6 separate regions of the Homo sapiens genome follow, and regions 1, 2, 3, 5 and 6 are each linked to region 4. A link is a contact called in ENCODE Hi-C or POLR2A ChIA-PET data. All regions are on one chromosome and are shown on one strand. Each heading gives the region's core, a stretch centred on a gene start or an enhancer-like site at or near the end of the contact. The rest is flanking DNA. Distances are from core to core; before and after follow the strand shown.

Region 1 (4,251 bases), core at 44-2,543, 1.4 Mb before region 4:
GCAAAAGTGTTAACTGGTGAAAGCCAGATTTTTTTTTTCTTCCTATCTTAAAGTAATGGAATTTAGTCTTTGGGATTTTCTACTTCCACGTTAGAGTACTATATACCTGAGATGAGTTTGAGAATAGGAATTTTAAAACTGCTACTTAAATGTAGTCCCTATTTATTGCTTTGTATATTAAAAGAACAATCAAGCTTTGTATCTAAAGATTTATCATTATGTTTGAGGTAGGACTATAAAGCGGTTAAGACTGATTGACAGGCCATGAAGGAAAATTGGTTTCATTATTTTATGGATACAGAGTAAGATGCTGGAGTTCATATTGGACATAAGCAGTGGACATTGTTTTCCTTCTGATACTCCATTTATCTGATCATTCACCCTTTACAAATTAGCACCTTTCTTCACTCACACCTCTTACAAACCTGACGGAAGCATTAGAAGGTAATCTGGATGTCAGTATATATTTGTCAAGAAATTCCTCAGAGTTCAAATTTGTTGCAGTCATTATTCCTCTATACTGAGGATTTTCCTAGCTCAAAATTTCAAATTCTGAAACTTCTTTAAAATGCAAATTTCCTTCTAGCTTATCACTAGCTAAGTGTTACAAAACTTTGAATGAAATTATACCTTAAACCATAATCTTCTAAAAAGACATGCCACTTGTTTTAGGTCCCTAAATTTCAGAGGATTCTGCGGGCAATGTGAATAAAGATATTTTCTTGGTTTCCTGACTCTTGGTAAAGCAAGAAATTGCAGTTGTTATTTGTGCCATCCATGTTTTCTGTTGAAAAAAAGAAAAAAATACATAAATAGAGATTAGAATGTTAAGCTGACAATTTCTCACATATTTGGGCTAATATTTTCTGCTATATTTATTGACCAGCTCTTTAAAACTGAAGACTAATGAAACATTTGCATATGTTTCCCATTTTCTTTCTTACATCTAATATAAATACTTCTAATCTTACAGGAAAATGCAGATGGGCTAAATGAGTATGGTATGCATGTTGGATAACAGTTATGAGTAATCAAGAAACAATAGTCAATGATAACTCATTAGAAAAATGAGCACTGAGAATATATGTAGTTTGAAAGTGGCATTGCTGGAATTTCTATTCTCTGTGGAAACAAGTTCTTAACCTGTAGTATAACTTGAAAGAGACTGAGGGCAGTGACCCAGGAAATTGAATATTGCATTTGTTGTCTGGCCACATTGTAGATATGATGAAAGCCTACCAGGGGAAATACAAAAATAGAAACTTCTAAGACAGAGAAACCAGAGTCAGGCAGCTGCTCTTTCAACTCCATAGCTGTAAAAACAATGGCAGTTTTTCAAAGGTTGACAAGCTGACTTGACAGGGATCATTATTGCGCCAGGCCCTCCTTAAGCTAATATCCTATTATATGCACTTTGGAAACTGATTGGAGCATCTTAAAGGTTCATCATGCAATCCAAATCAATTCTTCCCCCATTTCCTACAGAAACTGTAGAACGCAGGCAGTTCTTGAGCTTCTGCAGGAGAACTCTGCAAGCGTGAGGAAATTGTTCCTCAACCCCGCAAGTGTGAGGAAATTGTTCCTCAACCCCACAAGTGTGAGGAAATTGTCAATACTGAGGCTTTTGAGCATTATATGGACTAGATGTACCCCTCCCCTCCTCCCAAATCTGCCCTTCCCAAGTGGGTGAGAGAAAAACACAAAACTTTCCATTCACTGTTACTTAAGACACTTGGGGGGAGCTTATGTAAACTCTGAAGAATCAAAGACCTACAAAATTAAAATACATACTTTGATGTTTTCCGTTTGGGCTTGTAATAAGAATGCTGCTATACACTGTCGATATCTGTTTTCGTGTTGTATAAGAAAAGCATTTCTCAGCCCAAAGACTAGAAAAAGATATTACAAAGACAAAAAGCCAAATCATTTCATATGAAATCCAAACAATTTCTTAGTACAAGAATCTGGGGTTTGTTTTCTATTTGGCTTGTTTCTGTTTTAACGAGGGTGGGAGGTTTATCTAGCTTATAATTTTTTTTTAAATTTTATTTCAATGCCAAGACCCCACCACTATGTCCAAATAAAGCCTACTCTACTATAAAAACCCTTTCTTCCTTAGCTAATGACTTCTGATACTTGATGAAATGCAACTAAGGCTTAGGTAATGGGGCCCCTGCTCGTAGAACAAGCTAAACATATGCGGTAGATTTTTTTGTGTATGAAAATATAGATAATAAAAATATACAAAACAATATAATATTTTCTTCTTTGTTCTTCACCACTCCTTTAAAAAATTTTATTTTTGTGTTTAAAGGGAAGTCACATCCAACCAAGGTTTATAAACAAATTAAGATGTGGCAAAAATACAAAACCACCTGAATACTTCAGGCCAAGAAAAGCCAAAAACCACTCAAAATCCAGCATCCACCAAACTGGGTGAAATGTAAAACAAAACAAAAAGAGACATTGGCATGGTTTCTGTGTTTGCAAAAGAAAGCCTGTTCTGTCATTTCCTAGCTGGCCTCAAAGAAAAGATAGTGGGAGAGCAGACTTCTTTTTCTAATATAGCAGGAGCGCTTAAAATGAAAGTCTCTTCTTTGAATTATTAATACAACACAGTCCTGAAGCTTACACATTCTTTTTTCTCTCTTTTTTTTTTTTTCTTGAGACGAAGTCTCTCACTGTCGCCCGGGCTGGAGTGCAGTGGCGGGATCTCGGCTCACTGTACCTCTGCCTCCCAGGTTCACATGGTTCTCCTGCTTCAGCCTCCTGAGTAGCTGGGATTACAGGCGCCCGCCACCACGCCTGGCTAATTTTTTTGTGTTTTTAGTCGAGACGGGGGTTTCACTTTGTTGGCCAGGCTGGTCTCGAACTCCTAACCTCATGATCCACCCAACCTCGGCGTCCCAAAGTGCTAGGATTATAGGCATGAGCCACCGCGCCCGCCCTATACATTCTTTCTATAGTCAGTGTTTAGAAACAAACAAACAAAAACAGGCCAGGGCTGTCTCCTGCCCACATCAAGTACTTCAGGAAAGAGAAAAAGTGAGCAAGTGACATATTCTTGCTGATCATTAAGCTGATGCTTGTCTGCTGTCACTATTTGTATTTGTTGAAGTTAGTTTAACTCAGGCTTATCTGAGGGGCTGTTGGGCTTCTTTCAGAATCCAGGTGAATACAATACTTATTTTCTTAACTGCAAGAACTACCCCAGTATCACAGATTATACTCATAACAATCTAAACATCATAATTCCCAAATTCTACTACAAAAAATAAAGTCTGTTAATGAGAGGCCATAAAATTCTGTCCAGCTTCTCTGCAGCGAGAGGACTTAAACCTATTAAAATGACTTTCTGGGGAAAAAAAAAAAAAGCTGGCTGTGTTTTACTCTCTAATTCTTTGCCTTATAAATTCCCTGTAGCAAGTGAGGCTTTAAAGATCAGGTCATTGTTCTTGGCTGGTTTTTGGAATTCATTTTCCTCAAAAACTATAATTGTACTTCCAGGTTATTCCAGGCATCCTTGCTTCATTTGGTTTGTAGTATGGGTACAAGGGACTTTATAAATAAAAGGACCTGCTAAGCTAGGCCTGTAAAATACAATTTGGAGAGAGTATAATATACAGGCAAGAATAGCTCTTTTTTTACTGACATTCTAATACAATAACTGACACAATTTTAAAAGCATTTTCTATGTATTGGGCACCATACTATGTTTTTTCTCTATATAGCAACCCTGTGAGATAGGTCAGCTAATTCCTACTTGTAAATGAGGAAACATATTAATTTTTCCAAGGTCACAGAGCTTATAAATGATATAGCCAGGATTTGGAATTAGGTCTGTCACTCCAGAGCTCAATCTCTCTCTTGTCCTCATTTACTCTTTCCTGTTCTATAGCTGCTCTGCCCATGTACTGTATCTAATTAGTCAAGTTAATAGGCCCGAGGAATGAGAAAAATATTTTTAAAAGGAACAAGAGATGGTAGTTACAAATCAGAAAATAAAAAAGGTGGAAGCATAGTTGTTTTGTTTTTGCTTTTTGAGACAGAGTCTCACTCCATCACCCAGGCTGGAGTGCAGTCGTGCGACCTTGGCTCACTGCAACCTCTGCCTTCTGGGTTTAAGTGATTCTCGTGCCTTTGTCTCCCCAGTAGCTGGAATTACAGGTGTGTGCCACCACGCCTGGCTATTTTTTTTGTATTTTTTCACCACGTTGACCAGGCTGGTCTTGAACTCCTGACCTCAAGTGA
Region 2 (2,500 bases), core at 1-2,500, 1.1 Mb before region 4:
AGACATTTCAAATTTTAAATTCTTCTCCCAACTCCTATACCTGGCTCTTTAATGTTATAAAAATCAGAGGATTCCACTAGGGGGGATAAATGTTTTGAAGAAGTAATCCATTGATCACTTCCTCTCACTCGACATGTTTAACTAGATGGAATCAATACTTCTTAGCCTAGCAATGGGTTTGTAAAAAAAAAAAAAAAAACGGTAACACAATTGGATGTTGTAAGGCAACTTAGGATAAAAGGATCCTGTAGACAAATTCCTCCTTATCCCTTACCCCACCTGTGAGCACCTTTGATTAAAAGTCAGATCTGTATGGATATATTAAGTCACCAAATTCATGGAGGTTAGGGCACAAATCTTTTTTTTTCATTTTTCAGTGCATTTACTTGTCATCCAACACCTGCCCTAATGACACACACAGAAACAAAGAATCTTGAGTTTTAAACTGAGCACAAGAAATTGAAAATATAACTATGTAAAACATCAAAAGTCCCACCCACTTTTTAAAAGAACTTGCTTAATTCAAGCATATTTAAGAAATAGTGCCCCTGTCTAACACATTTCTATTACATTAGCACAGTGCCTACTTGCAGGTTTTATTTCTTGCAGTTCAATGAGTACAGTATTTCAACTGGAGAACTCGAAACAGACACAAAGGCTTTTTTTTTTTTTTTTTTTAGTTAACCCTTCAGAGAAAACATGCAGGGACAATCACCACTTCTTCATTTTCACTGTCACCTGGATTCACAACCATGCAGCCAAAGACAGTTTCAGATGGGCAGATGGCCCTAGTGGTTAATAGAGATGAGAGAGGGAAAAGAAATAAATGAATGCTCTGTTTTCTGTGTAAGCAAATAAAAAGGCAGAGGAAACAAAAGGAATGAACCAGCCAATGGGGTTGAATCATCGAGTCCCTCTAAACATACCTTGACTTTCCCATGCAGGGATCTACTTCCCCGATAGCCAGTTCAGCGTGGATACTCATGCCGATGAGCCTAAGAATGTTTGCCTGTCAGAGATAAACACTGCATTTCTGCCTGCTGCACACAGAGTTGCTGGAACCTGACAATGCCGTGTGCGAGTAATAAGCCATCATGAAATGGTGAAAGAGTCAGGGCTCTTGAATTACGCTTGCTTTATATGGGTTGAATTGCACATCTAGGGCAATGTTTGGCCAAGTGAACAGGGCATGCAAAGACCTTGCTTCCTCTCTGTGCTGTGGGGAACTGAGACTGTGCCGGGCCTGCAAACGCGGTGAGGAAAAATCCATTTGAATGCTTACTGCTGAATGGTGCTGGGCATTGTCAGCTTTTGTTTACTTCATCTTACATGTGAAGATCGCAGCTGTTCCTTTCAGTAAAAAGAAGTAGGAGAATGTAGCAACCAACCTCACATTTTCCCCTCCTCCAAATGTTTGTGGAGCCCAACAGCTGTCTTTGCAAATCCTGTCACTCAGGATTGGAATGGTTCTACATAATCAAGAATGGAGTGGTGAGGCTGAGATTGTTGGCTGGCTCGAGGTAGCAGGTGGGAATGAACTGTTCTCTTAATGGGCTCACTTGGTCTGTTCCTGCAGGGACTGACTCAAAAAAGAAAAAAGAAAGTTTAAAGGAGGCGATGAAGGAAAGTTGAACACATATGTCTTGTATTTCATACGTATAGATCTGAATGGCTGTGAAGCATGAATTCACTGGTTGTTAGAATTGTAAGGGATTTGAAAGGTCCTATTGTCTAGGAGTTTTCAAATTATTTTTAGCAGCAGAGGTTTTTTTTTTTTTCTTTCCTCAAATGAAGTCTTAGACTAGGGATATTGTGTGATAAATGAAAATACCTACATAGAATAAGCGGAAGCATCAATGGAAAACTGGGCTGGGTATAAGAAAAGCAACTTCAATAACAAATGAGCTCAGTTCTGGTAACAGGGCGGGAGTCATGAGGACTGAGGCAAATTGGATGTGCTTGGAGAGGACGAGTGCTCCTCCTTCTCAGCACAGCCACGCACGGCATAAGGATGTTTTGGTCAAGAAAGACTGCGTGTATGATAGTGGTCCCAGATTATAATACTGTATTTTTATTGTACTTTTTCGATGTTTAGATACAGAAATGCTGACCATCGCAATGCACAGGAATGCCCTAGGATGGCGGCCAAAGCCTTCCGTCTCCCACCCAGCCCATTTTCCTAACAAATGTGCGCATTTAACATTGTTTTTCATCCCCAAGAATGGGGTATCAATAGAATCTACAAGACCAAGACTTAAATGAAATGAATCAACAGTAACACAAACAGTAGCAATTTTCAATTAGAAATTTAAGGAAAGCTTCATAAAATGTTCATAGAATTCTGTCTCAATTCACCTAGCCCATTTCAACTGTAGCGTAGACGTCTGTTGTTAACAGCCTTAACATCTTTTTTGGGCTTTTTGCAAATATGAGTACAATTTACGTCATTTATTCCCACCCAATAGATTAAATGCCAGGAGTCTGGAATACAGAGAAAAAA
Region 3 (4,097 bases), core at 196-2,695, 1.1 Mb before region 4:
GCATCTTTAGCCAGTAAATACTTCGTGCACTTGTGCTCAACTTTCCATATCCCCTACATCCCCCAGCCATCGCCCCACAAATGAAATGAAAGCTGGGAAAAGAAGTAAACTATCACAAATTCATTAAATCAGAAAAGATGTCTGTGGCCTCACTTTACAACCAAATATTACCTCTCCTTCTGAGTGGCCACTGTCTAAACAACCCTCGGCAATTTTATTTGCATTTCCTGGCCTTGACTCTTGCTTAATAGCTGGTGCTGTTTGTATTTAATCACTATTTTCTGAACTCTGTCTCTTGTCCATTTCACCTTTTCTCAAAACAAGCCCAGCCTGCACTTCTGGGAAATTATAGTGCCAAATCTTCAAGGCAGGTTAAGTAAAGAGCCGAGCTTGGAAAAGCACAAATCGTTTTGGAATATCTGGGTGTCAATGTCCAGGATTCTTGGGGACCAATGACGAGCAAGATTCAGGAACACAGCCAGTTTTTCTTAGCATTTTGTCCAGGCCCATGCTGGGAATTCGCAGCTGCTGTGTGTCGGCTCAGGGGAGATTTATTGGGAAAGAGTGAGTTTTAGTTAATTCCAGCAGCTCGTGAAAGCCACATATGACTGTCACCCAAGGGTCCAGATTACTCTCTCCAAGGGAGAGATAACTGTGAGGGAGAAGTGAGAAGAGGATGCTGAACGCAGGAAAAACGAATGACGGAAGAGAAAGAACATTCATGTGGGATTCAGGCTGCAAACAGGGAAAATCCCAGAGAATGAACCCCTTCTCTTTTTCTGAATGCTACACCCCACTCCCTGTGGCTCCCAGCCTCTCATAATTGCAGTTTGGATTGGAGTGCTTCTCTTGGCTACTGAGTGTGATCACACTTAATTTCAAGTAGCAAAGTCCATTTCAACCCATATTTTCATACTGACAAGGTGAATCTGAGTAATAGCTGTATCGAGGCTGGTTTTGGAATGACTTGCCCTGTCGATGTGAGTATTTCTCTTAAAAAAGAGAATGTGTGTAATAGTTCAGAAATAACCTTTTGCTGTCCCTAGAATCACCTCAGGAATCCCGTGAAGAGCAGCTCTTTGAATTTGCTGGTCAGAAAAGATTATTGCCTCCAAATGTTGTCTCCTAGGTCTCGTTCACTTTATCTCTGTTTGGGTATTTCACCCCAGCATGTCCTAAGCTCTGTCAAAATCTCCAGCTTCTTTTCACTTTCCTGACACCTGGTTTAGAACCTAACTTAATTTTTTTTTTTTTTTGTCTTCCTTAGCTTCTGACTAAGGCTTTTTTGTGTTTCACTGGTTTTTAGATGTTTGAAACTGATTTCAGAGGTTTGGTTGTTCTTGAGTAATTTCAGAGACATGGTTCCTCATTGTATCAAGGGATGATTTTGCTCAATGAAGCCTGACTCTCAGAGGCGGAGGATGGCATAGCAGTTCCAGGTTTTGAGTTAGGACAGAAATAGGACAATGTCCAGGGGCACAGGGGAGCCATCTGCCTCCTTAGGCTCTTTACTTCTGTCTCATTACCTAGTTTTGTGTCCTGTGCACATTCCTGAGAGAGATGGGATGGACCACTGTTGGCTTAGATTGCTCAGGATCCACTCTCTGTATCTGGAAACACCTTTGAGGGAAGCACATGGCTGAAGGGAGGTGGGGTATAGCTGAACCAAATGGGAATTTGGTTAGGGAGGTCAAGATGGGGAATGGATGTTGGAAACAAGTAGCATCTGTAACACTGCTCTTTTGTGTCCTTCTTTAGAAACTTACAAACTCTCAATATTTTATTTTTTTTAATTAATTAATTTTTTTACTTTATTTTTTGAGACAGGATCTTACTCTGTCACTCAGGCTGGAATGCGGTGGTGCATTCACAGCTTGTTGTAGCCTTGACCTTCTGGACTCAAACAATCCTCCTGCCTTAGTCTCCCAAGTAGCTGGGACTATAGGCACATGCCACCATACCTGGCTAATTTTTTTTCATTTTTTGCAGAGTCAGGGTTTCACTATGTTGCCCAGGCTGGCCTTGAACTCCTGGGCTCAAGTGATCCTCCTGCCTCAGTCTCCCAAAGTGGTGGGATTCCACCACTCAGGATTTTAATTGCCTATTGCCTCTATGCAGATGAACCTCAAATCATTATTTTTGGCTAAGGCCCCTTCTGCTCTCTAGCTACACATTCACTTTCAATGTTGTTACCTCTAATCCAACTTATATGATTGATATTCATCTTCTTTCATCTTACTCACTTCACTCAAACTCGGTCCTTCTGCTGACTTCCCTATTCTGTTTATTGTAGCACCTTTTTTTTTTTTTTTGAGATGGAGTCTTGCACTGTCACCAGGCTGCAGTGCAATGGTGTGATCTCGGCTCACTGCAACCTCTGCCTCCCAGGTTCCTGCGATTCTCCTGCCTCAGCCTCCTGAGTAGCTGGGTTACAGGCACGTGCCACCACGCCCAGCTAATTTTTGTATTTTTAATAGAGATGGGTTTCACCATGTTGGCCAGGATGGTCTCAAACTCCTGACCTCGTGATCCACCCACCTCAGCCTCCCAATGTGCTGGGATTACAGGTATGAGACACTGCGCCTGGCCATATTGTAGCACCATTCTTATAATTATTTAGACTTACTCTTCATAACCTCACCTTCCGTATGCCTATATTAATCTAGTCACCAAACCCTAATGACTCGTTCCTGGAGGAATTACTCTCATTCCTCTCTTTCTTTCCATTTTTGTTGTCACCACTCAGTTTAGACTCCTATCATCATATGCCTGAGCTAGCTTCTTGATAGGCCCTTCTTCCTTTGGTCTCTTCCCTGGTAATTCACATTGATGTAAACAGACACCTCATAAATCTTCCCAACAAGACTGCAATCATGTCAACTCTTTGCTCAAAAATCTTTATTCCTATTATCTCAAGATTTAGTACAAACTCCTTAGCTTCATATTCAAAGTAACCTTCCTCAATCTGATTCCAACCTACCTTTGGAGTCAACCTACCCTCAGTGATTTCTCTCTCTACTACTACATGTGAACCCTTCACCAACCATAAAGTTCCACTCAGTCTCTCTAAACACATCCTTTAGAGAGTGAATACAAGTTTGATTTCACAGCTTGCCACCTGCTAGCTGTGCATCTTTAGGCATAGTAACTTGCCTTTAGAAGCTTCAAATTTTGTATCTAAAATGTGGTTTTTAGGTGAATCATAAATGTGATCACATGATAAAGAATGCATGGAACATAGTAGTTTCTCAATACAAGTTTATGATGGAACAATGAGTGGCAATTCTTGATATTAAGCCTTAAAAGACCCTCTCCAAGCTAAATATTTGAAAGTCTTGACCTACATCTGAAGCTTTATTTCTCTCCTCTCACTTTTTCTCCATGGACTCAGTAATATTAACTTGTTTCCCACTCCCTGGATAGTGCAAGCCCTGCCAAATATTCCATGCTCTTACATATATTTCTACTCTCTATGAGGTTCTTCTTTCTTTGTCTACCTAGGGAGCTCCACTCATCCTGTGAGATCCAGGTTGAAAGTCTTCTCTTCTCTAGTCTTGCCATTACTCTCATGGAATAAATGGATTCATTTCTCTTCTGGACTCTCGCATATGTGGATTTTTGAGCCCCTATCTATTTCCACTTGTGGCCTATGTGCCCACTCAACACCAGGGTACATCTCTTGCCTCTTTAATTCCCATGCACACAGTTTAGGAGCTGTTCAATAAATTACTATGTATTTGATTCAATTTCATTGTGTTTTGAGCATAAGGAAAATAAAATATCATTTCTGTACTTTAATTCTTCAATAGACTCCAGATGCTTTTCAAACCAAATCCAAGCTCTTAACCATGCTTTACAAGACCTGCAGAGTGTGGGCTGAATTCCTCTTCAGCCTCATCCTATAGCTCTCTGTCTTGCTCACTGTGCTCCAGACCTATTGGTCATCTTTCAGTTTTTTAAAGAATCCAAACTCATGCCTGCCTCAGAGGTTTTGCATGTGTTCCTCCCAGGAATACCTCATTCCCCAAGATTTTTATATTTCTGTTTTTTAAAAAATCCATCAGGACCATGTTCTCCTATAGCCCCCCTGCAATCCC
Region 4 (4,569 bases), core at 2,006-4,505:
CTACGGGATCTTGTCTTTTATATAGCTTGGCTTCCATTTTTTAGCTTCCTAGCTATGACCAATTTCTCCCTGGCACCTGTAACTAGCAAAATCCTAAGTCCTTACATAACAGTTAATCTCAAAATCTAGTTTCCAAGCCAGTGCTCTCTCAAAGGTCTGTTGTTCTGTTTCCAAAATTAGCAATGAAACATGATGCAGGTATTTCTGATAAGAGGAGGATTTCATAATAAAATTACTCAGAAAAGTATCTCAATTATCAATTTTGTTTCAGCACAGAAGACAGAGCCTGAATGATCTTTGCCAAGTCCCTCAACTTAGTGTTTACAAAACTTCAAAATGTTTACTTAATATAATAATGACAAATCCCAGAGAGTTTTGTGAAGAATAACATAAAAGTCAGAAGGGCTTGCTTTGTTAATGCTAATTAACCCATTTGTGCCTGAAGCTGCAATTTTTTGAATTTTTGCAATCAGATCTTGGTGATGACCTTGAGCAGCAGGATATAAATAACTCCCAGATGCTTAGCGTTCCAATAATGGAACACTAGGCATAAATGGATCAGGACACCTGTCCTAATTCCATTATAGGATTGTACTGAGGAACGAATGCAGTGATAAATAACACAGTTGTTAGAAAATATAAACTATGGTCTTTTGTATAATGCAAATCTCAGATATGTTAGAAATGGCTTTTGTATTATTTATCTTAATCTAACGTAGTTTTAACTCCAAGACTCAATTCTACCATATTGCCAAGAATTCCTCTAGCCTTTTCAAAATAGCACCAGAGACTGGGAGCCTTAAATCTTCATGAAAATAGGGAAGAAGCTGATGTTCTGGCTAACATGGTCACTTCTGATTTTTTCACTATCCAGAAGATCCCCTTGACATCTGGCAGTTCTCAAGTGCTTGTGTACCAGTCTCAGGTGGGAATCTTTGGTCATGTTTGGAACGAACCCAGCTGTGGTCCCATCTCCTGGTAGCCATCTCTCACTTCTGCGGGCTCCTGACATCTAATATTCAACTCTGGAGTCATCCTGCCTTCTCCCACATTCATCTGAGGACCAGGGCTGTGGTTCCACTGCCCTAGGGCCTATGACCAATGAGCCTCTCTCCTCTGGGGGAAGACTCTCCACCCCTGGCTTCTACAAATTCTTCCTTGTCTTCTTTACTGCATGGGCAGGTGGGACAGGATGATTTCTTTCCATTTCCCCATCTCTTCTTCTCTCACTGGGCATCCTGATGGTGGCACAGGGGCAGCTAGGTGTCAGGGCTGGGACTTGAGCAACTCAATAGCTGACAGGCTCAGGGAGATAGGGAAATACATCACTGACAGCCTCGGCCTCTTCCTCTACAATCACCTCATTCTATTTCCAAACTCAATGCTGGACTCCCTCTCATGGGTTGTTGCACATTTGGTGATGAATTTCTTTAACTGGCTCTAGGCCAGGATGATAAAGCAAAGACTATAAAACACACAGAATTACTGCAAAGAAACAGAACCCACATTCTTTCCAGATATTGCATGTTGAAAACTACATATCCGTAGTCATCTGGAGATTTCGTTGTTTAGGAATACAATTCCTAGGTGGATTTTTCTTTTTCTTTTATTATTATAATTATTATTGTCAAAGGAAACTATTATAAACTGAATGCAATAGAAAAAAAAGGGTCTACTACCACTTTTAGTTTCTGTAGTATTGGTTAATGAATATGATACTCCTCTCTACAGCCCCTCTCCCCAACATCCATGTTTTATGGCAAAAGATTATAGGCTCATAAATGCAGCTGGGGCCAATAATTGATGAATGCAATATTTTATGACAGATTATGCATTTCCTTAGACAGGTAACTGTTACAGAAATATTGCTTCTTGATTATAACCAATCAGATAATAAAAATATGTTTCAGTTTTACTGAGATGTTTGATTTTCTTAGGTCTTGTTGTGCCACACCAGGAATAAAGCTTAATTAAGGATTCATTTACTAATTGTTTATCATAAAAGCTATATTCAAGGGAAAAAGTTACATTGAATCCATAGTTTTCTGGGAGGAGAACATGGGAACAGTCTGTTTGTGACCTGTATTTCTCTGCCAACTTCAGGACTTGGTAACCTATACAGGTTTCCTATGTGAGAGGTTAAAGTGTGGGTCCTTCTGTTTCCTAAAAAGGAAGCCTATAAAGCACCACATCATCTTTTAATTATTTTCCATACAATAAAGCCAGTTTAAGGCCATGAAATGGCCTATGAGCTCCTATGTGTTATGTAACATTTTCAGTGGTTACTGTAGCAACATTTTGTCCTTTATGGCATTTCATTTCCATATAAAGTAATCTGCATTGTTATGGGATGCTTTGTCCCATAGTGATGACCATAAACCATGCTCAAGGGTCTCAAACACTGACTCCCCACTCCCTTTTGTTCTACCTGAAAGGCGCCTACTAAGCTTCTTCTTTTAGTGACTATTAAAGGGGGAAGGATGCCCTGAAGAGGTTCGTCCGCTGTCCAACAGCGACCCCTAGAGGCACAATGCCTTGAAAGTGGCCAAAACCTCCAAAACTTCAATGCTTTTCTCCAATCAAGTGCTGCTGTAATTTGCTTACCTTGAGAACTATCACAGCATTAATCAAGACCTGCCTTTACTCTGAAAACATGGGCTGCTTTTGGTGCCCAAAAACGAAAGCCCAAAGTTTCGGGAGCTTTACTACCTACTATCTACTACACATACATTTGTTTTCTCTTTGTGAGATTTAAGGGAACCGTGGAAGAATTGCTTTTTATTCATCATCAAATAAGCATAATAACAAATTTGGGCATAGTCAAGATACAACGCCTTTGATGGCTTTTCGTTAGTTTTTTGTTTTTGTTTTGTTTTGTTTTTCGCTTGAAAAATAAGTTAAAATCTCAGGAAGAAAGAAAGAAAATCCTAGCGCTTTTTCTTTTCTGAGCTTGCAACTGTTTGTAGCTCAGGCACCCGGATGATTCATCCCATGAAAGCCTTGAGCGCTCCATTTGTTTTGTAGATTTCACTACTCCCTTTGTTCCGCTTCAAACCTTTCAGAGGGCTGAAATGCATTATTACCTTGTTAAAGCTCAACCAAAATCATTTCTACAGCCTGAAGCTGTTTTGACGTGGGTTGAGTATCTCACACAAAAGAATTGCTTTTGTTCCCAGAAGCTCTTATTGGCTGAGTGGCCTTTGCTCTGAGCCAATCAGAAGCTAGTTGTTAGGCTTGGCTGGCTATTTTTAGCCCAACACGCAAAAACACTTGGTCTTGGAGGGGGTCGGCTGGAGAGTGAAAGGCCCTGTAGTAAAAGCCAACAGCTAAATGCATTTTGGATGTCAAGGCGCGTTTGACATTTTCTCTTTAATTCCTCATACGCTGTTACATTAGCATGTGTTTTTCGTAAACAACAAACTTAGAGCTGCATTTCCCAGTCCTGAATTATCCATTTAGTAAAGAGACAGAAAGGCTAAGAAACAGCATTCCCCTTTTATCCAAAAGCAACGCACGGTAGTATCTAGTTATTTCATAACGCAAAAAAAAAAAAGTCAGTTACCGTATTGAGAATACTAAGGTGTTTTTGCCAAAGAATTTTTATGAATTTTCATCTTGAGTTAGAAATTTTCAATGCCTTGCTCATAATGAATTATAGAGTCCTAAAATAATCTTTTCCTCTTGCCCTTTAAATATGTATATAATTACACGAACGAGTATACACATGATGTGTAGCAATTAAAATAATAAATGCTGAGTGTGTTTCATGCATTGAGAAAAAGCATTCTTTTGAGCATGTTCTTCCATTTAAGCCATTACTCAGAGGGCACAAGAAGTATTTTTCCCAAATGCGCTTCAAGAGACAGGGCATTAAAACACACAATTTGTTAATTATCCGATATTATCAGGAAATGAAAGTTGCCAAACGGGAAAAGCCAGGCTCTTAAACTTTGATTTTCCCTCAGCAGTCTATTCAACTGGGCTTATATAAGGAGGAGACAAGCTGAACCCAAATTTTACAACACAAAGCAATTTTTATTGGCAGCAAGGGAGACCCCTTCCTGAAAAAGAAAGAAAAAACCCAAATCTATGTCTAATTCTTAAAATATGTTTCAGGTTGTAGATTTTAGCAATATTTATTATTCAAGCTTGGGAATATGACCTCATTTGCCATGGTTGTTTGCTTATTTTAAGAAAAATGCCTTTCTACTTCTTGTTGCAAGCCATCAGGCAACCATTTAAACATGCAAGCAAAAAGTCTGGATCATGGGCATATTTAAAAATCTGGAAGACTTCAATAAGTTGTAAAGATTTACGATTCCATCGTGGGCTTGCAGAAGGGGTTTGCTGTGGCCTTCTGTGAGCAAGGGCGGCCTAGTATATGGTGGGCATAGGCCAAAGAACTTACCAAAAATTCTACCAGAGTGAAGGGAGCACAAATAGTTTTGGGGGAAAACTTTCCTTGTCTTAAGCAATACCGTATACAGTGTTTAGAAGGAATGTCACCTAGGTTTCAGAAGGTGAATTTGAAAGGCTGAAATAAAGTACTTTAGAAAGAGGTATCTTTTT
Region 5 (4,484 bases), core at 993-3,492, 1.6 Mb before region 4:
ACATAGTGAGACCTCATCTCTACATAAAAATTTCTAAATAAAATAATTAAATAAAAAAATAATTAATAAAAAATTAAATTAAAAAGTTAAATAAGGCCAGGCACGGTGGCTCACACCTGTAATCCCAGCACTTTGTGAGGCCAAGGTGGGCGGATCACCTGAGGTTGGGAGTTCGAGACCAGCCTGATCAACATGGAGAAACCCCGTCTCTACTAAAAATACAAAATTAGCCAGGAGTGGTGGCTCATGCCTGTAATCCCAGCTACTCAGGAGGCTGAGGCAGGAGAATTGCTTGAACCCGGGGGGTGGAGGTTGCGGTGAGCTGAGATTGTGCTATTGCACTCCAGCCTAGGCAACAAGAGTGAAATTCCATTTCAAAAAAGAAAAGAAAAGTTGAATTAAAAAATTAGCCAGGATTGTGATGTGTGCCTGTGGTCCCAGCTATTCAGGAGGCTGAGACAGAAGGATCATTTGAGCCCAGGAGGTTGAGGTTACAGTGAGCTCCACTGCACTCCAGCCTGGGTGCCAGAGCAAGATCCCATCTCAAAATAATAATAATAATTTTTATATTGATTATGTATTGAAATTATACTTTTGATAAACTGAGCTAAATATGTATTATTAAATTAATTTTATCTGTTCCCACTTTTTAAAATGTGGTTACTATTACAACATTTAAAATAAAATGTGGCTCATATTATACTGCTGTGAGTCAGTGTTGTCCTGGATAGTAAATAAATGACTCAAGCAAAGAGTGTATTTGGTTTCTAGTAGGGTGGTCTTCATCATCAGGCAGACAGCAGATGTTAGCTAATTTACTAGAGCAATTGCAATTTAAACTCAGAAGTAATTTAAACAATACAGAGACCTCCTGGGATGCTTGGACAAGTGGAGAGTATTTTTGTTCTTGTATTTGTTATTTTAAACTTTCAATGATATATTGGTAGACTGAGGTGAAACTTTTCATATCCACTTCAAAGACAGCCCTCAGTTCTTTAGAATGTAAGATAAGAACAATAAATCTTGAGGTGAAATGATAGAAATAAGATCAATTTAAATAGTAGGGGGATCTGATGAAATGCAGTTAACTTAAGAGCATTCCCTGGTGTCCAACATCCATATAAAAAAGGTCACCATTTATGGAAATGCAAGGTAGTAAATATTACCTCCCAGGCATCAACCTAAGAATTGAGTGAGGGATTGAGATTACTAATAATTAAGACAAAAAGTATTATTTTGCACTAGCCCCCATCTGCTGATTCTCGGAGCTTTTCCGAATCTTTCTTGATGACTTAAGATGGCTGTGGGGATGACTGTGAATGAAACCTGAGGAATTTTTTTGCCCCACATTTTCTCTTGGTTTCTCAATCCTGTAAGGGCTCCCGGTCTTTTCCAGGGTATTTTAGGACCACAGATTGCCACCTATGACCTGCCTGTTCTACACCTGCTTCCTTGACTTTGGTGGAGTTGTCACTCCTCACAGCTGCTGCCTTCAGCAAAACACTCTCACCTTTGGGTGCCAAAAGCAGAGCAGTCCTGAGCTTCTACAGCAGCCTGTCCCCCTCTACTGAAAACTAGCAACTTTCTAGCTTCTTGTTTTATTGGGTTTTTTTTTTTTTATATTTATATTAACTTTATTCCTAACAGCCAGAAACAGGAAACAATACAAATGTCCATCTACTGGCGATAAACTAATAAACACACTGTGGTATATCCAAACAATAAAATACTCTCCACAAAAAGGAACAAACCACTGATAATATAACAGCAAAGGATGAATCTCAAAAGCACATGCCAAGGAAAAGAAGTCGGATGCAAAATACTGTGGTGGAATACTGTGCGGTTCCACTCAGGTGATGCTCTGGAAAAGGGAGAAGTACATGGATAGAAATCAGATCACTGGTCACCAGGAGCTCAGGCTGAGGGGAGGGGACTGACTCCAAAGGGTCACTAGGAGGCTTTCTGGGGTGATGGAAATGTTCTGAATCTTCACTGTAGTGGCTGGTGATTGCATTTCTCAAAATTCATAAACTGAATACCTAAAGAGGTGAATTTTACCATATATAAATTATACCTCCATAGAACTGGGTTAGAAATCTTATTTGCACAAACATTCTGAATTATCAGAATGTTTTTTATCCAAGGTGAATATCACCTGTGGTCAAGATCTTCTCACCAGGATGGTCTTCTTGCAGTCCAAGACCCAGCTACAGTCACTATGTCCGGAGTGGGTTTTTTTTTTTCTTTTTAGATGAAGTCTCACTCTCCACCATATGAGGACACAGCGAGAAGGTAGCCACCTGCAAAACAGGAAGATAGCCTTCACCAGGAACAGAATCTGCTGGCACCTTGATCTTGGACTTCGCAGCTTCGATAAGTCTTCTCCGCCTAATGGTCCATTCCCATTTCCACTGATGGACCTGCAGCACTCGCCCTCCTCCACTCCCAGGAGGAACCTCCCCCACGGCTGCTGCTACAGGACTGCTTGACTTCTTTAGGCTGCTCCATCAGGATTCACATTCCCCAACCCACACAGAACCTAGCCAGGGCCTTCCTAGCTTCTTTCCTTCCCTTCTTTCCTGAGGGGAAAGTCCACCTTGGGTTTAAATGGCTTAAGACTGGGCAATAAGCCTGATCTCACTCTCAACCTTTGTCTACATCATGCTTATGTTTTGACAAAGTGGAATTTTACCTGAAGGTTAAGAAAGCCCATTGCCCTTTTACGTTCTGGAAAATGACTTACTGCAAGGGGCCACCCTTCCCCGTATGACTTAGACAAGTTTCATGAGTGCCCCTTTGTCTACTGATGACAAAACTAGATAGGGATCTTCCAGTCTTCTGTTTTTGACCTCCTAAATGACTAGCTGAACTGCTTGTCACCACTGATCAATCAGAACAAAATGCCTGTTAGCCAAACTTTGGTTAAGCTTCTCTCCTTCCCCCAGGCCCCTGAGCTTTGGCCCTCCATAACCCAAGCCAGCATACAGCCTCTTCTTAGGGACCCCTCCCCACAAATAGGCTGGCCACCAGGTAGAACATTCTCTGATCTACTGTCCCATGAGGTCACTCTTTCATTCCTCCTTGAATTAGCATAGTGATGTCACCTTCCTGAGCCTTTTCTTTTTGAGACAGAGTCTTGCTCTGTTGCCCAGGCAGAAGTGTAGTAGTGTAATCTCAGCTCACTGCAACCTCGGCCTCCTGGACTCAAGCAATCCTCCCACCTCAGCCTCCCAAGTAGCTGAGACTACAGGTGCCTGCCACCATGCTTGGCTGATTTTTTTTGGTACTTTTTGTAGAGACAGGATTTCATCATGTTGCCCAGGCTAGTCTGGAACTCCTGGGTTCAAGCAATCTGCCCACCATGGCCTCCTAAAGTGCTAGGATTACAGGCATGAGCCACCGTGCCCAGCCCTGAGCCTTATTTTCACTTCAATACCAGACATTGCTAAGTGGCAGTTGCTGGGCCAGGGTCAGCCCCAAATTTTCTTTATTCAGTACATACAGTATTGGAAATATTTATTTTAATCAATTACCACCATTGAAAAAAAATCAGGAGACTTTACGTAAATCTTTTGGCTTCTCTTAAGAAACAGGATCCGGAAACATTGTTTCCACCTCCTTGTAAGGTGACAGCACTCATAACTGGCCTGCTTTGCTCATTTTCGTGACCTGCCTGGGTTTTGGCTTTATGTTAACCCTAACCCCTGGCAGAGAGTGCACAGTTCTCTCTCATATAGTTGTTATGAGGTCCAAATAAAATAGTGTATAAAGTAGCTCCCAGTAAGAACTGAATCATTATTACTTCTCCCTTTTTAGTTGCTGAAATTCAGGTTTGTGAGCTTACGTTGACTTTTAAGCATCTAAATAGATTTTCCATTTTACATAGATGAATAATGATTAAAAATAGCAAAAGTAGGATTAGATGAACACCTGGGATGAAGCAAATCCTTAAAGGAAAATAATATGATCTCAGGATCTTGAAAACATGTTTGCAAGATACATTTTTCCTTGAGATTAAAATCTTAGACTTTTGTTATCTCTTCCAAATGAACCATTTAATCAATGAGACAGTTTATTGGACAAATAGATGTTTTCCTTGCACTGTGCCAAAAAACAGATTTGATTGATTTTACAATTAAATTGAGGGAAGTGGCTGATAGTTTTTGCAAACTCATTCCTTGCCCTTTATTGATTTTTGTTTAAAGTTTAGCCATTGAACATTACAATAAAGTAACTAAGCAAGCCACCTTGAACTGACAAAACAAGGGCACTCACTAAGTGAAAACACCACACATAATGATAAGACCTGTCAGAGCACTTATGGATTCTGCATCTGATCACTGGAATATGACGTCTAGAGTACTAGGATTAAGAATCTCAGCCTTGAAGTTAAAAAAAAAAAAAAAAAAAGGACTCTTAACCTTTTCCTGGCACAGTGGCTCATGCCTGTAATTCCAACACTTTGGGAGGCCAAGGCTGGAGGA
Region 6 (4,120 bases), core at 408-2,907, 1.2 Mb before region 4:
ACTATTAAATTATGGCAAATCCTGAATGTCAAAAGAAATTATAAATTTCCCGATGTACTAGCATTCATCTTTTCTAAGTATTTGCATGTCACATAAAAATTTCTTCTCAGCCTATCACTTTTTTTTCTCTCCTGTCCCTGGTCCAAGCAATGTTGTCCACATCCTGAAGAACTGCTCCATGAGCCCACAGTAGGACACTCTGAGGCCTGGCTCACCAGACTACATATCATGAGTGAGCACTTGGAAGTTCTAATCTGAGTGATACGGATGACATGTTCTCTGTGCCTTTGAATATCTAGTTTCTCATCTATAACACGATCTTTGAAGCTATACAAGGAGAGAATCAATATCACCTGATCACCATCTTTCGCCCTTTGAAAGGCATAAAATTCTAAGTAAGAATACTACACATCATGCTGTGTATTTTACTGCATGCATGCTAAGCCTTTACCAAACATTTTTAAAGGAAAAGAAGAATAAATTAGGATAGGAGCATTCAAAGGAACCCATAAGATGTCCCCTTAAAGAAAGGATTTATGGATAAGGAAACAAAAGCCCAGGTGGCCGATGTGATATACTTGTGGTCACACAGAGGAGGAAGTCTCCTGAAGCAAACTCAAGGGCGCTTTGTACATCATACTAATCCTACTTGTTGATTTATAAAAGTATTAGCTTCTTTATTTTCTCCTTAATTAGGACAGAGAGTAATTATCATTATTGGGTCCAGAAAGAATTATGCCAATGTTCCAAGATTGTGCATGGAACATTTGTTATGCAAACTGCTGCCCTTCACACATAGAGAGTCCCCATAGGCTATGTCCTCCTCCCTGGGGCTGCCAATGTGTCTAAATTGCTGGGAGCATCTCCCCCAGGCTTATGAACATGAGCTGCTCCTTTGATGGGATTTTGATGGCCATGAAATATCATTTAGGAGAGGGGTTAATGCCTTTTTTGTTGTTGATCTTTCACCTTCAGGGAGCATGAGCCTCTGAGAGATCTGCTTTCACGCCATATTCACAGAAAGGTTTTGCTCAGCCTGAGCCAGGCGGTTGCTGACTGCCAGGGCCAGCGTGTGCCGACTGCTGCTGTGTTTCCCAGCGCTGCCAGCAGGATCTTATTCTTTGTATCTGCACCTCCCAAACAATTCTTCCGGGGCAGCTTTGTCTGTGCCCCTCTGCTGGGCTGAAGGGCTGGTGCTTAGGGATGCATGCATCCCGCCCTTTGCCCTCATGTCTGAGCTGTTCGAATCTGATTTCCAGGGCAATTGCAGTTTGGCGGCTCCCCGGGGCATCCTCTTGAGTGGCTGCTCTGCTGTTACTGTTTGGGAGGCCTCGGAAACTCCCTTGGGTAGTTTGTCAGATGGTCTGATGAGAATAGCAGGAGCCTGTTTTCCATAGTCAGATTGTCATTTTCATCATCATTTTTGTTGTTGAGTTTCCCTTTTTAAAAAATAAAATCATAAAACAGACATACTCTTTTCTAAACAAGTGTAGACTTTTACCATGAGGGTTGGAAGGGGCCTCACTGAGTAAATACCTCTTCTCTCACCCTCGTGTGATGGCTTCTTTGTTTTGAACTTGGGTGTGCCCAAGTGGTTTTACAACCTCCCTTGGGTATCAACAGTCCTTATCCTCTCACCATCTGATCTCTCTTCCTGCTTCTGGTCCTCAGAGGGTGGTCAGACAGTGCTCCCAAGAATGGGTTGAGGTTCTGAAGGTATGTGGGCACCTAAAGATCCTAAGCTGTCAAAATGACTGCTGTCCAGGAGAAACTGACCAGACCTAAGGTTCAATCTGGGGAAACTTGACGCAATAACAATTAGCAAGTACTAGGCATTTTGCTGTGTATCAGGCCTGGAGATCAGCAGTTTACGTGAGTGATTTTCACACATTCCAAGAAATAGTTTCTTCCATTATTTCCACTTTACAGGTGAGAATATTGAGGCTCTGAAAGGCTAAATGACTTGGCTGAAGCCACATACTTAGTGGCAGAGTCAGAATTCAGTCTCTAAGGCTTTTGAATTCCAGAACTCATACTTTTAGCCATGATGGTATACAGATTTAGTTCTGGGGTCTGGAGACCATTGACAGTCTTGGAAATAAACTGTGTCTCAATATAAATAAAGGACAGATATGGTTGTGTTCAGTTCTTGGACACATTCCTTCGAACTCCAAAGGACAAGAGGTTAACCTCATGACTTTGATAGAAAACAGAAGACAGGTTGTGAGGTTTCTTGGGTAATTCTGGGTATTTGGACACCTGTTCAGTTATTCTTGGATTCTGTGATGGGGGGTGGGGGGAATATGGGGAGGCTGAGGTCATTATTGCAAAAACCATTTCCTGAGCGCTTGACTTCAGGAAATGCTGTAGCATTAAAAATACCCATTGTGTGGGAGTGATAGAAGCATGACTCACGTTTAGCAATTGTGTCCATAGGTCACAAAGGATTTGGGGAACACAGGAGATATTCACACAAGACTGTGTCTGTGGGTGGTTCATTAAGAAATTTTTAGTAGGTTGAGAAGCATGGTCGCATTTCAAAAGGAGTGACATTTAAGATTCTCCATGGAAGCTATGAGACTTGGCTCATCATTCATACATTGATTAACAAATGTCAATTGTCCGCCTACTAAGTGCAGGTCCTTGTACTGGGTGCTTTGGGATTTTGCAAGAGGAATAAAGCGTGGCTCTTGCCCTTTAGTGCAGTGTTTATGAAGTGGTGACAATGAAATAGGCTGCTTTTAAAATTTCCCCTTTTTTCCCCCTTGACACTTTGACAAAAGGAAGACTATCCCTTAAAGAAAGACATTTTGTTTTATTTTCCAGGACAAATACTATCAAAAAATCAGGTTTGTTAACTCTCAGGCCTTGTGCCTAGGAAAATATGATTATCAGGATAAAAGATTCAGGGGCATGTCCTGGCTTAGGTACCTTTTGTTCACTGTAGGGTAGAGTACAGTGAACAGTGAATACAGGGTAGAGGGAATAGGAATTTTTTTTTGTTTGTTTTGAGATGGAGTCTTGCTCTGTCGCCCAGGATGGAGTGCAGTGGTATGATCTCGGCTCACTGCAACCTCTCTCTCTCAGGTTCAGGCAATTCTCCGCCTCAGCCTCCTGAGTAGCTGGGATTACAGGCACCCACCACGACACCTGGCTAATTTTTGTACTTTTAGTAGAGATGGGGTTTCACCATCTTGGCCAGGCTGGTCTTGAACTCCTGATCTCGTGATCCACCCACCTCGGTCTCCCAAAGTGCTGAGATCACAGGTGTGAGCCACTGTGCCTGGTCAGGAATTGTTAATTAAATACTCATGGTCTTTTAAACTGGGCCAGAGGATTCTTTTTTTTGGCTTTGTTTAATATTTTGTATAAAATTGATGCATAGTAAACATGACACTAAAATACATGTACATTATGAAGTCTGATAATATAATGATCACCTGTGAAACCACCACCCAACCTAAGTACCATAATAGTTTCAATGACTTGCATTTCTTTTCATATTCTTCCTCTGTCCTTCCACCCCATCTCTGGCCTCCCCTCCTTAAAGATAGCCACTACCTTAGAATTTGCACTTACTGGATAGAGTTTAGACATTTCTTTTTTTTTTTTTTTTTTTTGAGACAGAGTCTCACTGTGTCACCCAGGCTAGAGTGCAATGGTGTGATCTCGGCTCACTGCAACCTCCGCCTCCCAGGTTCAAGCGATTCTCCTGCCTCAGCCTCCTGAGCAGCTGGGATTACAGGCGCCCACCAGTATGCCTGGCTATTTTTTTTTTCTTTTTTTTTTTTTTTGGTATTTTTAGTAGAGACAGGATTTCACTGTGTTGGCCAGGCTGGCTAGACATGTACGGATTTCAGATCCGTACATGATGCTGTGCATGAAGGGAAGCTGGTATATTCACAGAGAGGTAGCTTAGTTTTCAGGGTTTATTTTGTTGTGGCTAATAGACCTAGACATCTGTGGCTGTGTTTGTTTCCATACATGGGCATGGCCTACGCATAAATGGAATTCCTCCTGAAGAGGCTGCAGAGCACAGGGTTATGTGTGTGGGCCTGAAGTCAGGTAGATCTGGCTTTAAATCTCAACTCTTTTACTAGATAAAAGTAAAATGTATTGT

Evidence for each region. Hi-C counts contacts between places; a loop is a spot of excess contacts on that map. ChIA-PET counts read pairs that join two places held with the same protein, here RNA polymerase II (POLR2A). Pooled maps may share reads with other maps.
Region 1: a loop to region 4 is called in a map of GM12878, with 3 times the contacts of the local background. The contact joins two enhancer-like sites. A Hi-C loop is called at or near these places in 1 of 168 maps with a recorded cell type or tissue (GM12878), 9 of 37 single-sample maps with no recorded cell type and 8 of 50 pooled maps.
Region 2: a map with no recorded cell type shows a loop between it and region 4 (11-fold over the local background). The contact joins the promoter of LINC02397 here to the enhancer-like site in region 4. A Hi-C loop is called at or near these places in 11 of 37 single-sample maps with no recorded cell type and 6 of 50 pooled maps.
Region 3: a loop to region 4 is called in a map of Calu3, with 4 times the contacts of the local background. The contact joins two enhancer-like sites. A Hi-C loop is called at or near these places in 3 of 168 maps with a recorded cell type or tissue (Calu3, GM12878 and posterior vena cava), 21 of 37 single-sample maps with no recorded cell type and 16 of 50 pooled maps. POLR2A ChIA-PET finds 5 or more read pairs at or near these places in 1 of 52 experiments (naive thymus-derived CD4-positive, alpha-beta T cell).
Region 5: a pooled map shows a loop between it and region 4 (6-fold over the local background). The contact joins the promoter of LINC02413 here to the enhancer-like site in region 4. A Hi-C loop is called at or near these places in 1 of 168 maps with a recorded cell type or tissue (naive thymus-derived CD4-positive, alpha-beta T cell), 1 of 37 single-sample maps with no recorded cell type and 10 of 50 pooled maps.
Region 6: a loop to region 4 is called in a pooled map, with 4 times the contacts of the local background. The contact joins two enhancer-like sites. A Hi-C loop is called at or near these places in 3 of 50 pooled maps. POLR2A ChIA-PET finds 5 or more read pairs at or near these places in 3 of 52 experiments (BJ, T-cell and activated CD4-positive, alpha-beta T cell).

Annotation. Positions count from the first base shown.
Region 1 is chr12:92,766,621-92,770,871 of GRCh38, reverse strand. PLEKHG7 (pleckstrin homology and RhoGEF domain containing G7) reads right to left here. Exons shown (of 17, transcript NM_001377329.1): 16 at 1,792-1,889; 17 at 1-784. The coding sequence ends at 677. EEA1 (early endosome antigen 1) reads left to right here. Exons shown (of 29, transcript NM_003566.4): 29 at 1-235. Among named protein-coding and RNA genes, the nearest start is that of PLEKHG7, 66 kb to the right of the region's middle. RefSeq lists a silencer at 1,433-1,633. Within about 2 kb of position 1,293, at least 2 of the 41 ENCODE cell types and tissues checked have a DNase peak (open chromatin) inside an H3K27ac peak, as active enhancers do.
Region 2 is chr12:92,465,429-92,467,928 of GRCh38, reverse strand. LINC02397 (long intergenic non-protein coding RNA 2397) reads right to left here and starts at 1,250. Exons shown (of 2, transcript NR_144532.1): 1 at 927-1,250. RefSeq lists enhancers at 66-125, 906-995, 1,196-1,345, 1,102-1,609 and a silencer at 1,322-1,616.
Region 3 is chr12:92,499,984-92,504,080 of GRCh38, reverse strand. No RefSeq gene overlaps it. Among named protein-coding and RNA genes, the nearest start is that of LINC02397, 35 kb to the right of the region's middle. RefSeq lists an enhancer at 1,004-1,253. Within about 2 kb of position 1,445, at least 6 of the 41 ENCODE cell types and tissues checked have a DNase peak (open chromatin) inside an H3K27ac peak, as active enhancers do.
Region 4 is chr12:91,380,162-91,384,730 of GRCh38, reverse strand. All of the region lies in intron 4 of LOC105369896 (a long non-coding RNA gene), which reads left to right. Among named protein-coding and RNA genes, the nearest start is that of LINC02823, 56 kb to the right of the region's middle. RefSeq lists enhancers at 2,174-3,005, 3,006-3,839. Within about 2 kb of position 3,255, at least 20 of the 41 ENCODE cell types and tissues checked have a DNase peak (open chromatin) inside an H3K27ac peak, as active enhancers do.
Region 5 is chr12:92,988,503-92,992,986 of GRCh38, reverse strand. It overlaps LINC02413 (long intergenic non-protein coding RNA 2413), which reads right to left and starts at 2,242. Exons shown (of 4, transcript XR_945212.3): 1 at 2,177-2,242.
Region 6 is chr12:92,537,673-92,541,792 of GRCh38, reverse strand. No RefSeq gene overlaps it. Among named protein-coding and RNA genes, the nearest start is that of LINC02397, 73 kb to the right of the region's middle. RefSeq lists an enhancer at 2,645-2,694. Within about 2 kb of position 1,657, at least 19 of the 41 ENCODE cell types and tissues checked have a DNase peak (open chromatin) inside an H3K27ac peak, as active enhancers do.